2 separate regions of the Homo sapiens genome follow, and region 2 is linked to region 1. Evidence: chromatin loops called from intact Hi-C (ENCODE). Cell type or tissue: PC-3. All regions are shown on one strand. Links, peaks and the distances in the headings refer to the core of each region. The heading gives the core; the rest is flanking DNA.

The links. Hi-C counts contacts between places; a loop is a spot of excess contacts. Peaks named below come from ENCODE experiments on the same cell type or tissue, not always from the same donor. Only the 100,000 strongest peaks of a DNase experiment are listed, where the experiment ranks them.
Region 2: it touches region 1 in a loop (2.5-fold over the local background); 11 of 110 quality-filtered maps call a loop at or near these places.

Annotation. Positions count from the first base shown.
Region 1 is chr1:212,085,735-212,092,097 of GRCh38, reverse strand. The region is part of intron 13 of DTL (denticleless E3 ubiquitin protein ligase adapter); the gene reads right to left. Among named protein-coding and RNA genes, the nearest start is that of MIR3122, 11 kb to the right of the region's middle. In PC-3, for the core only: no CTCF peak of the experiment used is centred there; a DNase peak (open chromatin) is centred at 3,447; H3K27ac peaks cover 1,337 bases.
Region 2 is chr1:212,227,000-212,233,362 of GRCh38, reverse strand. It overlaps LINC02608 (long intergenic non-protein coding RNA 2608), which reads left to right. Exons shown (of 4, transcript NR_125984.1): 3 at 3,104-3,160. Among named protein-coding and RNA genes, the nearest start is that of LINC02608, 55 kb to the left of the region's middle. In PC-3, for the core only: no CTCF peak of the experiment used is centred there; a DNase peak (open chromatin) is centred at 3,572; H3K27me3 peaks cover 111 bases.

The sequences.
Region 1 (6,363 bases), core at 2,213-4,712:
GACTACACATTGGTTACAGCGTACACCACTTGGGTGATGGGTGCACCAAATTTCAGAAATCACCACTAAAGTACCTATCCATGTAATCAAACATCACTGGTTCCCCCAAAACTATTGAAATTTTTTAAAAAAGGAGAGATCACTATATATATACTATTTCGTAATATTTTATCTCAAGCAAATTTATTTTTATTGTGTATATAGGCTATAATGTGATGTTTTGATACATGCATACATTGTAGAATGATTAAATCAAGCCAACTAACATCACTTCATATATTTTTGTGGTAAGAACATTTAAAATCTACTCAGCAATTTTCAAGTACATAGTACGTTATTCTACTCTCTGCTCCTATGAGTTCAACTTTTTAAGATTCCACAAGTGAGATCATGCAGTATTTGTCTTTCTCTGTCTGGCTTATTTCTCCTAGCATAATGTCTTTCAGGTTCATCCCTGTTGTTGCAAATGACATTAACTTTCTTCTTTTTCAAGGCTGAATAGTAGTCCATTGTGTATATACATCATATTGTCTTTATCTGATGAATACTTAGGTGATTCCATATCTTGGCTATCGTGAATAGTGCTGCAGTGAACATTGGAGTGCAGGTATCGCTTCCACATACTGCGATCACTTTTTTTGATATATACCCAAAAGTGAAATTGCTGGATCATATGGTAGTTCTATTTTCAATTTTTTGAGAAACTGCCATTCTGTTTTCCTTAATGGCTATACTAATTTACATTCCCACCAGTGTACAAGGGTTCCCTTTTCTCCACATCCTTACCAATACTTGTTACATTTTGTCTTTTTGATAAAAGCTATCCTAACAGGTGTGAGGGGATATCTCATTGTGGTTTTGATTTACATTTCCCTGATGATTGGTGATGCTGAGCAGTTTTTCATATACCTGTTGGGCATTTGTATGTCTTCTTTTGAGAAATGTCTATTCAGGCCCTTTGTCCATTTTAAAATTAGGAATAACCTGCTTCTTAATATATTGTGAACATTTCCCACATTAATACAGATTTATCATTTTTAATAGCTACAATGTATTCTAAGGTATAGGTATTCTACAACACATTTAACGCTGCCATTAGCATTCTTATATAAACTGTTGAGCAATGCTAGGGCAGAAAGGCACTGCACAGGGGCTCTCAAACAGGAATGCACAGATCTAAAACCTGGCACAATCACTTACTATGTGACTTGGGCATAACCCTTTATCTCTTTGGACTCAGATTCTATATCTGTTAAAGGAGATAGTTTTTCTTTTCACAAGAAGCCATTCAATCAATTATTTGTTAAGGTTATCAGGCCTCACATGGCTTCCCACTTTATTTTACAAATGACTACTATTTTCCACAAGGCAAAAAACATTCAGAATCTCAGTGCTTGCTCTCTGTAAATCAAATCAAACTTAGTAAATAGGACTTCTGTATGTGTACCTGTCCCTTTGTTTACATACAATGGCAAGTACTTCAGGCAAATTTTTATGAACTTCATGCTTCTTCCCTCTCGGGCCCTACCACAGACAACACTTTCTCAATTTCCTTCTGAGCTTTCTAGATTGCTGAAATAGCATTCCTGTCTTCAAATAACAAGGGTATTTATTTATTCTCAGTCACAAAGCCTTTGAATTGTTAACTATAATTTTTAATTCAGTTTAATTACCTAATTGCATTTATATCCAGCTGAATTTAGGATGGGCTGATATAAAAATGCAATCTCTCTTTTAGCATAAATAAAGATTGGCAAGTACTCACTTTAGTCAGTTAATTATCCTGTCCTTTTTTTACCCTGTGTTTTTCACTCCTAAAGCAGTCTTGCCTTGAGAGAGAGAAATTCTACAAATTGACTTTTGCCTAAACTTTTCTCATCAACCATATGTTTAGAACCAGCCAAAATGATACTGCTCTTTTAATAAGGATAATTACTGAAAAACCCCATTTTGTCATAAGATGCCATGAAAAGGACTTAGTAACAGGGACCTATTCATGAAACCTCTGGTTATGGTTCTCACACTAACGCTCTAGAGCTTGATAACAGCTATTTTTTTCAGCAGAAAAGGAAGTTTTCATTTGCTGCACTCCTCGGTGCAGGTTAATAGTCACTGCACAGCTGCCACAGTCATCTGTTCCATTTAAGTGGGTCAAAGTGTACATTTAGGGCAGAAAGTCCTAAAATTTTATGAGTCCTATAATATGCCGATTAACAAGGCAGGATTGGGGAAGAAGGAAGAGCTGGGACAGGGACAAACCAGGTATCTAGGTTTCTGAAACTTGCATGGCACACACTGGAGTATTTACTGATAAGGCTGGTATGAAATTGATGTGTTGGAAAGTTGGGGCATTTCCTCTTCCTTCAGGATGTCATGGTGAAAGAGGAAGTGGTCCATGGGGGTCAAAGAAATTTTGTTAGCTTTGAAGGTTAGCAAATGCTGGGTCAAATTTAAGTGTGTGTATATGTTTTTTAAACAGTAACTACATTATAACAGTATGAAAGTTAATGGTAAAAAAATTCAACCAGTACAGAGGGGAAGAGGGTGGAAACAGGATCCTCTTTTCAACTTTTTCATTTCACTTTTACATTCTTGTGCATTCCGCAATTTTCTCTGTGCCTATTTAGCACATACAAAGGTATATATGTATCAGACCTTAAAAAACCCCAAAATACAAATGGATTATACTATATATATATCTGTACATGTTCTGCCATTTGCTCTTTTATTTTTACGTCTCTTCATGTAAGTACACATAGATGCATTGCATTATTTTTAACAGGTGCATAGCATGCCATTATATGGGCCTACACATTTAAATATGGCATGCCATTTTCTTTAGTACTTCATCTACTTAAGTGGACTAACTCCTTATTGACCTTAAGCAATATATGAGATTTGATGACATGGTAGCATAGACTGAGTTATTGCCCTAAATGCTTCCTAAAGTCAGTTCCTTCGAAGAATTATACAGAGTCTACTAACAGTTTGCAGCTTCTTTCTTTGTTTTTTGAGACGGAGTCTTGTCTTGTCGCCCAGGCTGGAGTGCAGTGGCATGATCTCGGCTCACTGCAACCTTTGCCTCCTGGATTCAAACAATTCTCCTGCCTCAGCCTCCCGAGTAGCTGGGATTACAGGCGTGTGCCACCATGCCTAGCTAATTTTGTATTTTTAGTAGAGATGGGGTTTTGCCATGTTGGCAAGACTAGTCCCGAACTCCTGACCTCAGGTGATGCGCCTGCCTCGGCCTCCCAAAGTATTGGGATTACAGGCGTGAGCCACCGTGCCCAGCCAGCTTCTTTCTATATGAGTTTGCCATCTGGCCTCAGCCTGCCTTTTCAGTCTTATCATGTACTTTGCTATTCTAGGATCACGTTACAGGACACTACTAGTTGCTTCCTGAACAAGCTGTGTACTGTCACATTTCTTTGTTCATGTGGTTTTCTTGCCAAGTCAGCTCCTCCTTTGCCAGGCAGAAATTCTTCTCATGTTTCAAGGCTCTGATGACAATGTTAACTCCACTGTGAAGAATTCACAACTTCTTTCCTCTTCTCCCACAGAGCTCTCCTCTCACAGGGGAAGTAGGTTCTCAGAGCCCCTTGTTTACACAGCTAATGGCTGTGTGCTATAGTTTTTGAATCTGCCTCCTAGACTAGACTGTGAGCCTCGAGGGCAGCTAATAATGGTTTACTCATCTTTAGGCCCAGTGCCCCTATAGTGCGTAGTAAGGAATTATTAAACAATGTTTGTTAAGTTTCATTACTGCTGACAAGGATACAGGTGAGGTTCTAGGGATCAGAAAATTGACTCTATAATTATCCTGCTGACTTGTGAGACTGCAGCAAGCAACTGAGGCAGAATAGGTAGGGTTTCCTTCTCTTTAGGATAAGGATAATCAACTTTATCACTCAATAATGCCTAAACCAGAGGTTCTCAATCCTCGCTACATAACAGACCTCCTTGGAGCTTTGTAAAAATACAGGTCCAGTCCCATTGAATCAATCACTGGGGATACACGGACTTGAAAAGCTCCCCAAGTAGCTATGATGCATAGCCAAGATTGAGGACTATTGGTTTCAACAGTGCTATGAGATCTCTGGCTAAAACATAGGGAAAGAGTGGTAAGCAATGAAGCAGGTGCCGGCTGGGAAAGGTAGGGCAGGAGAAAAAGAGGCTATGTCTTAGCACTTAAACCCTTCCAATTAATGTGTTAACTGAGGGGGTTTACAAGCCAGGGCCAGAAGTGAAGATAAGCAGCCCAGGACAGCAATGAAAGGTTGGCGTGGCAATTAGAAGCTTGGGAAAGCAGGGGAACATGATTTTCAAGATGGCAATGTGATTAGAAGCAGCAAATCTGTGGCTGGAAGCTGGCTTAGAGAGTCGAATGGTCAGTGTGCCAGCCTTTGAAAACCCGTGTCAGGTTGTTGCTTCGTAGTGCTCTTCAGAGTAACCCTAGCATCACCCAGAAATGGAGTAATCTAGGCATAACTCTTACTCTGATCTTAACCTGAACTTTTGCCTTGCTCTGCTAGGTTCTTTTTTTTTTTTGAGACAGAGTTTTGATCTGTCGCTCAGGCTGGAGTGCAGTGGCGTGATCTCCACTCACTGCAAGCTCCGCCTCCCGGGTTCACGCCATTCTCCTGCCTCAGCCTCCCGAGTAGCTGGGACTACAGGCGTGTGCCACCATGCCCGGCTAATTTTTTTTGTATTTTTAGTAGAGACGGGGTTTCACCATGTTAGCCAGGATGGTCTCGATCTCCTGACCTCGTGATCCACCCACTCGGCCTCCCAAAGTGCTGGGATTACAGGCGTGAGCCACCGCACCCAGCCTGCTCTGTTAGGTTCTAAAGAAGGCAGTGCTGCAGAGTGGTTCTGAGCATGTGTTCTAGAATCAGACTGCAAGGGTTCAATTATAGACTCTGGTTCTACAACTTCATAGCTATGAGATTTTAAGCAAGTCTAACTTCCTTGACCTTCAGTTTCAGTTGTTTTCATAATTAAATGAGATAATCCAAGTAGGTCCTTAGAATAATTATGCTAGGAGTCAATAGTGGCTAAACGTTGTTATTATTACAACTCACATTTGGTCAATATGTAACTTTTTTGGTGACTTGGCTTCTAATACTAAGGATAATTAATGGCACACTAAAAGTACATAGTTAAAAGCAAGATACTTTTCATCACAAATTTTAAGAAATGGTATAGTCATTAACACAAGAATTCCACCTTTGGGAATCTTATTTTAATGGGAAGGGGGACCCTAAATTCAGGGAGGAAAAAACCCCAAGTTTTAAAATATTTGAAACAAATGTTTAAACTACAGTAGAATAGCTAGGTAAATTATGGAACATTTACTCAAGTGTAGTATTTGAAATAGTGTTGCAAAAAAGATAACATAGAAAGTACTTAAGGCTGGGTGCAGTGGCTCATGCCTGTAATCCCAGCACTTTGGGAGACTGAGGTGGGTGGATTGCTTGAGCTCATAGTTGAGCCCAGCCTGGGCAACATGGCGAAACCCCATCTCTACAAAAAATACAAAAATTATCCAGGCGTGGTGGTGCATGCCTGTAGTCCCAGCTATTGGGAGGCTGAAGTGGTAGGATGGCTTGAGAGAAATCAAATGCGTATTCAGTACAACTATGGTTCTGTTAAAAAGAATCTCTATGTATAAGGGAAAAACCTCAAAAAATAACTGGAAATGTCATTTAAAATTATGTCAAAGTGGAGGGAATACTGATGACTTTTTTTTAAAATCAGTATTCTCTAATGGCCTCATATGATTCTTTTCTTTTATATTTTCTAAAATGAGAGAGAGAAAAGTACATATAACGACAGGCAATAGAAAGACATCCAAGTTCATGGACCAGAAGATTTAACATTATTACGATGTCAATACTTCCATAACTGATCTACACAGTCACTGCAATTCCTATCAAAATCCTAGCTGGCTATTTTGCAAACAATGACAAGCTGAAACTAAAATTTGTATAAAAGAGACCCAGAACAGTCGAGACAATCTTGAAATAAAAGAAGAAAACAGAAGTAGGATTTCAAAACCTACTACAAAGCTACAGTAATGAAGACAATGCAGAACCATAATAAGGACAGATACATAGATCAATGGAATTGAGAAGTCAGAAATAAACCCTCACATTTATGGTCAATTGATTTTTGGCAGATTTTTACCAAGGGTGCCATGACGATTCAATGGGCTAAAGAATAGTCTCTTTAACAAGTGATGGTGAGAAAGTTAAATATCCATATGTAAAAAATTTGAATGCCTAACTCACACCATAACACAAAAATAAACTCAAAACGAATCACAGGCCTAAACTAAAAAACTAGAAGAAAGCATTGGAGTAA
Region 2 (6,363 bases), core at 2,200-4,699, 140 kb before region 1:
GGGATTTGTGCTTGCTGAGTAAGAGCTTCTACAAGGTAAGAAAGCTGTTGAAGAAGAGAATTTGCTTCTCTGTATCAGGATGGACATTCACTTGACTGTGATGGTCACTGAAATGTAGCCTACCTTGACATAGAGTAAATTCTTGCTCTTCAAAGTGTGGTCCCCAGATCAGCAGCAGCAGCATCACCTGGGAGCTTGTTAAAGACGCTGAGGCCCCACCCTGACCTCCTGAATAAGAATCTCCTCTCAGCCGGGCGCAGTGGCTCACACCTGTAATCCCAGCACTTTTGGAGGCCGAGGCGGGCAGATCATGAGGTCAGGAGATCAAGACCATCCTGGCTAACATGGTGAAACCCCATCTCTACTAAAAAATACAAAAAAAAAATAGCTGGGCGTGGTGGCAGGCACCTGTAGTCCCAGCTACTCAGGAGGCTGAGGCAGGAGAATGGTGTGAACCCAGGAGGTGGAGCTTGCAGTGAGCCAAGATCATGCCACTGCAGTCCAGCCTGGGTGACAGAGCGAGACTCCATCTCAAAAAAAAAATCTCCTCCCTAACAAAGTTCCCAGGTAAAATGCTTGAACCTTATGGACTAAGAAGCGCTGGGCTAAATGACCTTTGCAGATTCCTCCTGTGATGGTTAATATTGAGTGCCAACTTGATTGGATTGAAGGATGCAAAGTGTTGTTCCTGGGTGTGTCTGTGAGGGTGTTGCCAAAGGAGATTAACATTTGAGTCAGTGGACTGGGAAAGGCAGACCCACCCTCAGTCTGGGTTGGCACAGTCTAATCAGCTGCCAGTGCGGCCAGAATAAAAGCAGGCAGAAGAACGTGAAAAGACTAGACTGGTTTAGCCTCCCAGCCTACATCTTCCTCCCATGCTGGTTGCTTCCTGCCCTCAAATATCAGACTCCAGGTTATTCAGCTTGGGGACTCAGACTTGCTCCTTGCTCCTCAGCTTGCAGCCAGCCTATTATGGGACCTCATCTTGTGATCGTGTGAGTCAATCCTCTTAATAAATTCCCCTTTATATATAAATCCATCCTATTAGTTCTGTCCCTCTAGAGAACCCTGACTAATACACTTCCTACTTGAGGATTTCATGAGCTGCCACTAGTTGAGAAGTGGTGCAGCCCCTCTGGGGAGGGAGGCCCGGCTGCTAAGGAAGTGGGAGGCACACTGGTATTCTCCTCCCAAGCCACAGCTCTCCACATGCCTTCTGTACAGGGGAGAAAGTACACCTTTCTCCTCATCCTCAAGGGTACCGTAGCTTTAGGTCCTCTGAACACACGAGACCTTCTGTAGCAAATACCTGGGAGCCCAGACAGCTTGTAGAGATTATCTGTGCCTCCCTCAGAACCATGGAGGACTCCCAGAGCAAGGAGGGAGGCAGGCAGTCCAGTGGTCTCTGCAGATCCTAGCTCTCCTCTCACTTGTAAAAGCTATCTGCATGCCTCCCTGGGGGCCACAGGTGACAGGGAGTGCCCAATTTCTGATCTGTTGAAGAATCATAAACCAACTAATATATTTTTTTCCGAAGGTTTTTAAAAACTCATTTTTGCATAAATTATTCATAAATACCAATGAGAAAAAGAACACCCAAAACTAATATAGAGAGTGAGGGGTCTCAAGACACAGTCAACAACCCTTTTGACTAAGAGGATCTAGTTCACAGACACACACACAGAGAGTGTGTTCACCCAGCTGCTGATATTAACTACTACTGCCTTAGTCAACTCTGGCTGCTGTAACACAATACCATAGACTGGGTGGCTCAAACAACGGATGTCAATTTTCTCACAGTTCTGGAGGTGTCTTACAGTCCAAGATCAAAGTACCAGCAGATGTGATTCTTGGTGAGGGCTCTCTTCCTGGCTTGCAGATGGCTGCCTTCTTGCTATGTCCTTGCATGGACTTTCCTTGGTGTGTACCCATGGAGAGAGAGCAAGAAAGAAAGCTCTAGTCTGTCTGTCTTCCTGTTCTTATAAGGGCACTAATCCAATCATGGGGCTCTGCCCTCAGGACCTCATCTATTAATAGTACCACCAGGTTGGGGATTAGGACTTGAACTTATGAACTTTGGAGGGACACAAACATTCATTCCATAACAACTACCAAAGTAGTAGACTTCAGAGCGATTGTTTTCTAATCCATATTTTTCCCCTCAAATCATATGTTCTTGGCTAATACTAATATTGAGTGCCCTAAGACTACATGTTAGAGAAATAGAAAATTTTAGATTATCCATCTTCATAATAACTAGTAGTGCTGTAGAAATGCAGTTCATCAGTCTCTAGGGTCTCTCTATTCTACCATTTCAGGTGGGCTGTGGTCCTATGGTCAAGTCAAAGAGAAGCTGCACTGAATATTTATTCACAGTAAGGACAGCAGTTGAGATCAGAGGCTCTAGAGTTAGAATGACCTGGGTTCAAATGTGACTCTATGACTTCCTACCTGTGACCTTTCCAAACTTTGATTTCCCCATCTATAAAATGGAGGGAATGACAGTACCTTCTATCATTATATATTATTATGTAGTTATGAGGGTTAAGTAATACATGAAAAGCCCTGCCACAGGGTAGAGACTAGATACACAGTGGCTATTACTATTGTTGCAGTTGGTATCATCAGATGTGATACTTATGTTTTCCTAGCTCATATGTGCTCTTTCTACTATCATGCCGAGATCTCCAAGGAGCAGGGATTAAGCTTCCCTCAACAGAATTCCTCTTGTCTTCTTGAGGTTACAAAAGGTCTCCTGCTTCAAGTAACTCAGGGAGCTGCCAATGTAAGGCTCTGCCCTTGTGGGGCATAAGAACTGTTGTGGCCACTTGCCTGTCTACTGGCGCAAAAACTCCTCCAGAGTCCTGGGCATCCAGTAAAACTTGCAGCACAAGTTAGGCCTTTTTTTTTTTTTTAGAGAAGCCAAGAGTCCTCCTCCACCTCCCCAAGCCTCACCGCCCCACTCTATTGAGCAGTGATCTTCATTCACACCTTGACTACCCACTGCCCATTTCCCCTTACATGACTCTTCACCCCTGAGTACATATATGTCATGTACTGGCCTTCAAGAGTGATCTTTCATTTCAGCTTTCATTTCTTCCAGGATTCCCCAGGATCAACCATCTGAGCAGATACCTTGGAATGTCCCCAGATTTCAGAGGTAAGTCACTAGTACTGTCCCACAGTAGTAGACATCATTTCTGCCCTGCCCCTGTGGTCCTAACCATATGCAGTGACATCAAAATCTGGTGTCATATCTCATGGAAGACCCATACCCCCAAAGCCCTTCATCCCATTCCCTTTATCCAGTGCTCATAAACCATGTGAATGACCTGGCCTGCCAGGTAAAGGCCTTGAGCCCTGCTCCTTTTTCAGCCACTCCCAATCAATCTGCCATCATCTCTTCCAGGAAGCTTCCTGCCTTCTCTCCCAAGCCAAGCTGGATTAGGGACCCCTACATTGAGCTCACCCTGTACTTATCTCTATCGTTAACCACTGTACTGGAATGATCTGTGCCTCCATCTGCCTCCCACGCTAAACTGAGTTCCAGGAGGGCTGGGGCCATGTGTTATTCATCTCTGCATCTCCAGCATTTAGACTGTGACTAATATATAGTAAGCAGGCAGTACATGTTGAAAGAAATAAATAAAGGTGGGGAGAGGAAGGGAGGAGGGAAAAGAAAGAAAGCAAGGAAGAAAAAAAGAAGAGGGCGGGCGCAGTGGCTCACGCCTGTAATCCCAGCACTTTGGGAGGCCGAGATAGGTGGATCACAAGGTCAGGAGATCGAGACCATCCTGGCTAAGGCAGTGAAACCCTGTCTCTACTAAAAATACAAAAAAATAGCTGGACATGGTGGCGGGCGCCTGTAGTCCCAGCCAGTTGGGAGGCTGAGGCAGGAGAATGCCGTGAACCTGGGAGGCAGAGCTTGCAGTGAGCTGAGATTGCACCACTGCACTCCAGCCTGGGCGGCAGAGAGAGACTCCGTTTCAAAAAAAAAAAAAAGAAGAAGAAGAAAGGGAAAAGGAGGAAGGTAAGGAAAGAATGAAAGTCATAAGAAGAAGGAAATAATGAGAATAGGCTGGATCGAATTCTGTAGAATAATTCCCAATGTCCCTGAACAGTGACGCTAAAGCCCATCCTTCTCTATATTTAATCTTCCAACATCTTCTTCTCTGTTACTAGTATAAAAACAGAATAAGTTTATATGGGCCCATTAAAATCATTGTCTAAATAATCATGATGATTCCTGGAGCCCTAGGTCATCAGAAACCCCTATAAAGTCCTCTCTAATGACAGCAGGACATAAAACCATCACCAAACACAAACACTGAACCCTTTCCTCGTCACAAATACACACTCCACTCAGCGGCCAAGGTCAGTCACTTCTTGTGTACATGAACCCTCCCCGGTCCGCCCCTGCTGACAAACATTTCCACACACATCCAAGGAGAATGAGAGAGGGACCAAAAAGCTCTTAGGAATTCAGTGGCATAATCACCTTACAGGTATCACCACAAATGGAGAGGGGCAGGAACCCAGAAAGGCAAAAGGCAAAACAAAACAGCTAGATAATCAAGAAAGTATCCACATGTTTACACACACACACCTACTCAACAGTTTAACTTCCCTAATAATGTTTTGCTCCGATTAATAATTAAATGGCCTGTGTACTTTGAATAGACGCCAACTACTTCTCAGCAAGGAGAAGTGGTAGAGAACATATCAACGAGGTCAGCCCGGAATGAAAATGAGCCAGTCCACCATGAAGATAATCAAGAGCTTCTTGCATTCATTCCCTGTATCTGCTCAAAATTTTTAATTCAAATTTGCTTAACTCAAAATTTTGTTTAAGTCAAAATTTTAGGGATTAGAGATGAGGTGTGGAGAAAGTTCACTTTAACAACTTTGTTCTATTCCAGCCAATTCAGTCATTGTTCTCTCCACACAGAATAGAAGCAATAGTTTGATCCTGAAGCCTGAGCTAAACTCTGTTGGTTGTGTTTGGAGGACAGCTCCCCTTGGCTTTGTGGGCTAACCCCCATGTGTCCTCTCTCTCCCTTCAGCAGATGCTCCCTTACGGATACCACGCCATCCCTCTGAACACAGTATATATTCCTCATGATTCATTGTGGTCAGGAATTTAATTACTGACCACAAATTTTGTGGGAATTATCTCCCAGGGAATTGGGAAAATGAGTGTGATTGTAGGAAAAGATAATCTATTACAGATTATTTTTAAAATAATGTCAAATGTTAATCTTGTATATGGGAAGAGAGGGAAAGACTAAGTTAAAGATAGCAGAAGGTCTGAGGGATCCCAACTAGTGCTCAGGTAAGGAGGATGGGAAAGAGGGAAAGGAGAATGCGAAGGAAGAAGGCATATTTGGACAAAAGGCACATGCCACATGGAATCGTTTTCCCCCAATCAAAGGAGTGTGGGTGCTTCCCAGGAGGGCACAGTGTCACTCTCCAGGTACCCACCTGGCATGGAGGCAGGGGGGCCTGCCCGTGCCTGCCTCTTTCCCACTCTCCTTTTTCTTCCTTCTTCCTCCCTGCCTCCTTTCCTTCCATCCACTTTTACTGACCACCTGTGTGTTAGGTGCTGTGGAGGTGGTGGGAATATAAAAACAACAGAAGAGTCTCTAATGTCCAGTCATTAAGCAGTAGCTAGTAACCAACAAGTTCAGCAAAGCAAGCTATGCAACCATATCACAGGGCTTGTGCTAATAAATGTGGCGGGGCCCAGTGTGCCTCAGTGGAGGCAGCAGCCATTTCCACCTGGCAGCCAATAGTTGATTTCAGCAACAATATTGTTCTCAAAATTTCCCCACACCTACCGCTCTAGAATAAAAGAAAATAGAGACATGACAACCAAATGCAATGTAAGAGTTTTGATTGGATCTTGTTTGAAAAAAAAACATCCAAAGTCCATTGACTTTGGAGAATCAGAAGAGGGAGGATGAGAGAGGGGTATGGGATAAAAAACTACATATTGGGTACAATGTACACTACTTGGGTGATGGGTGCATGAAAATGTCAGACGTCACCACTCTGCGGTTCATCCACGTAACCAAAAACATTTGTACCCCAAAAGCTACTGAAATTTTTTAAAACACACACACACACAAACATCTGTTAGAAGACATATTGGGAAACATTTTGGAAAATGTTATATGATTTGGGAATTGGGAACCAGGGGATATTAGGTAATTATCATTAATTTTCTTAAGTGTAAAAAAGGTTACTGTGAGTATGTCAGAGGATGTCCTTATTTTAAAGAGATGTGTGCTGAAGTATTTAGGGATGATGTCTGTATCTTACATTGAAATAGTTTAGGAAAAAACATATATTTGGTAAAATGTA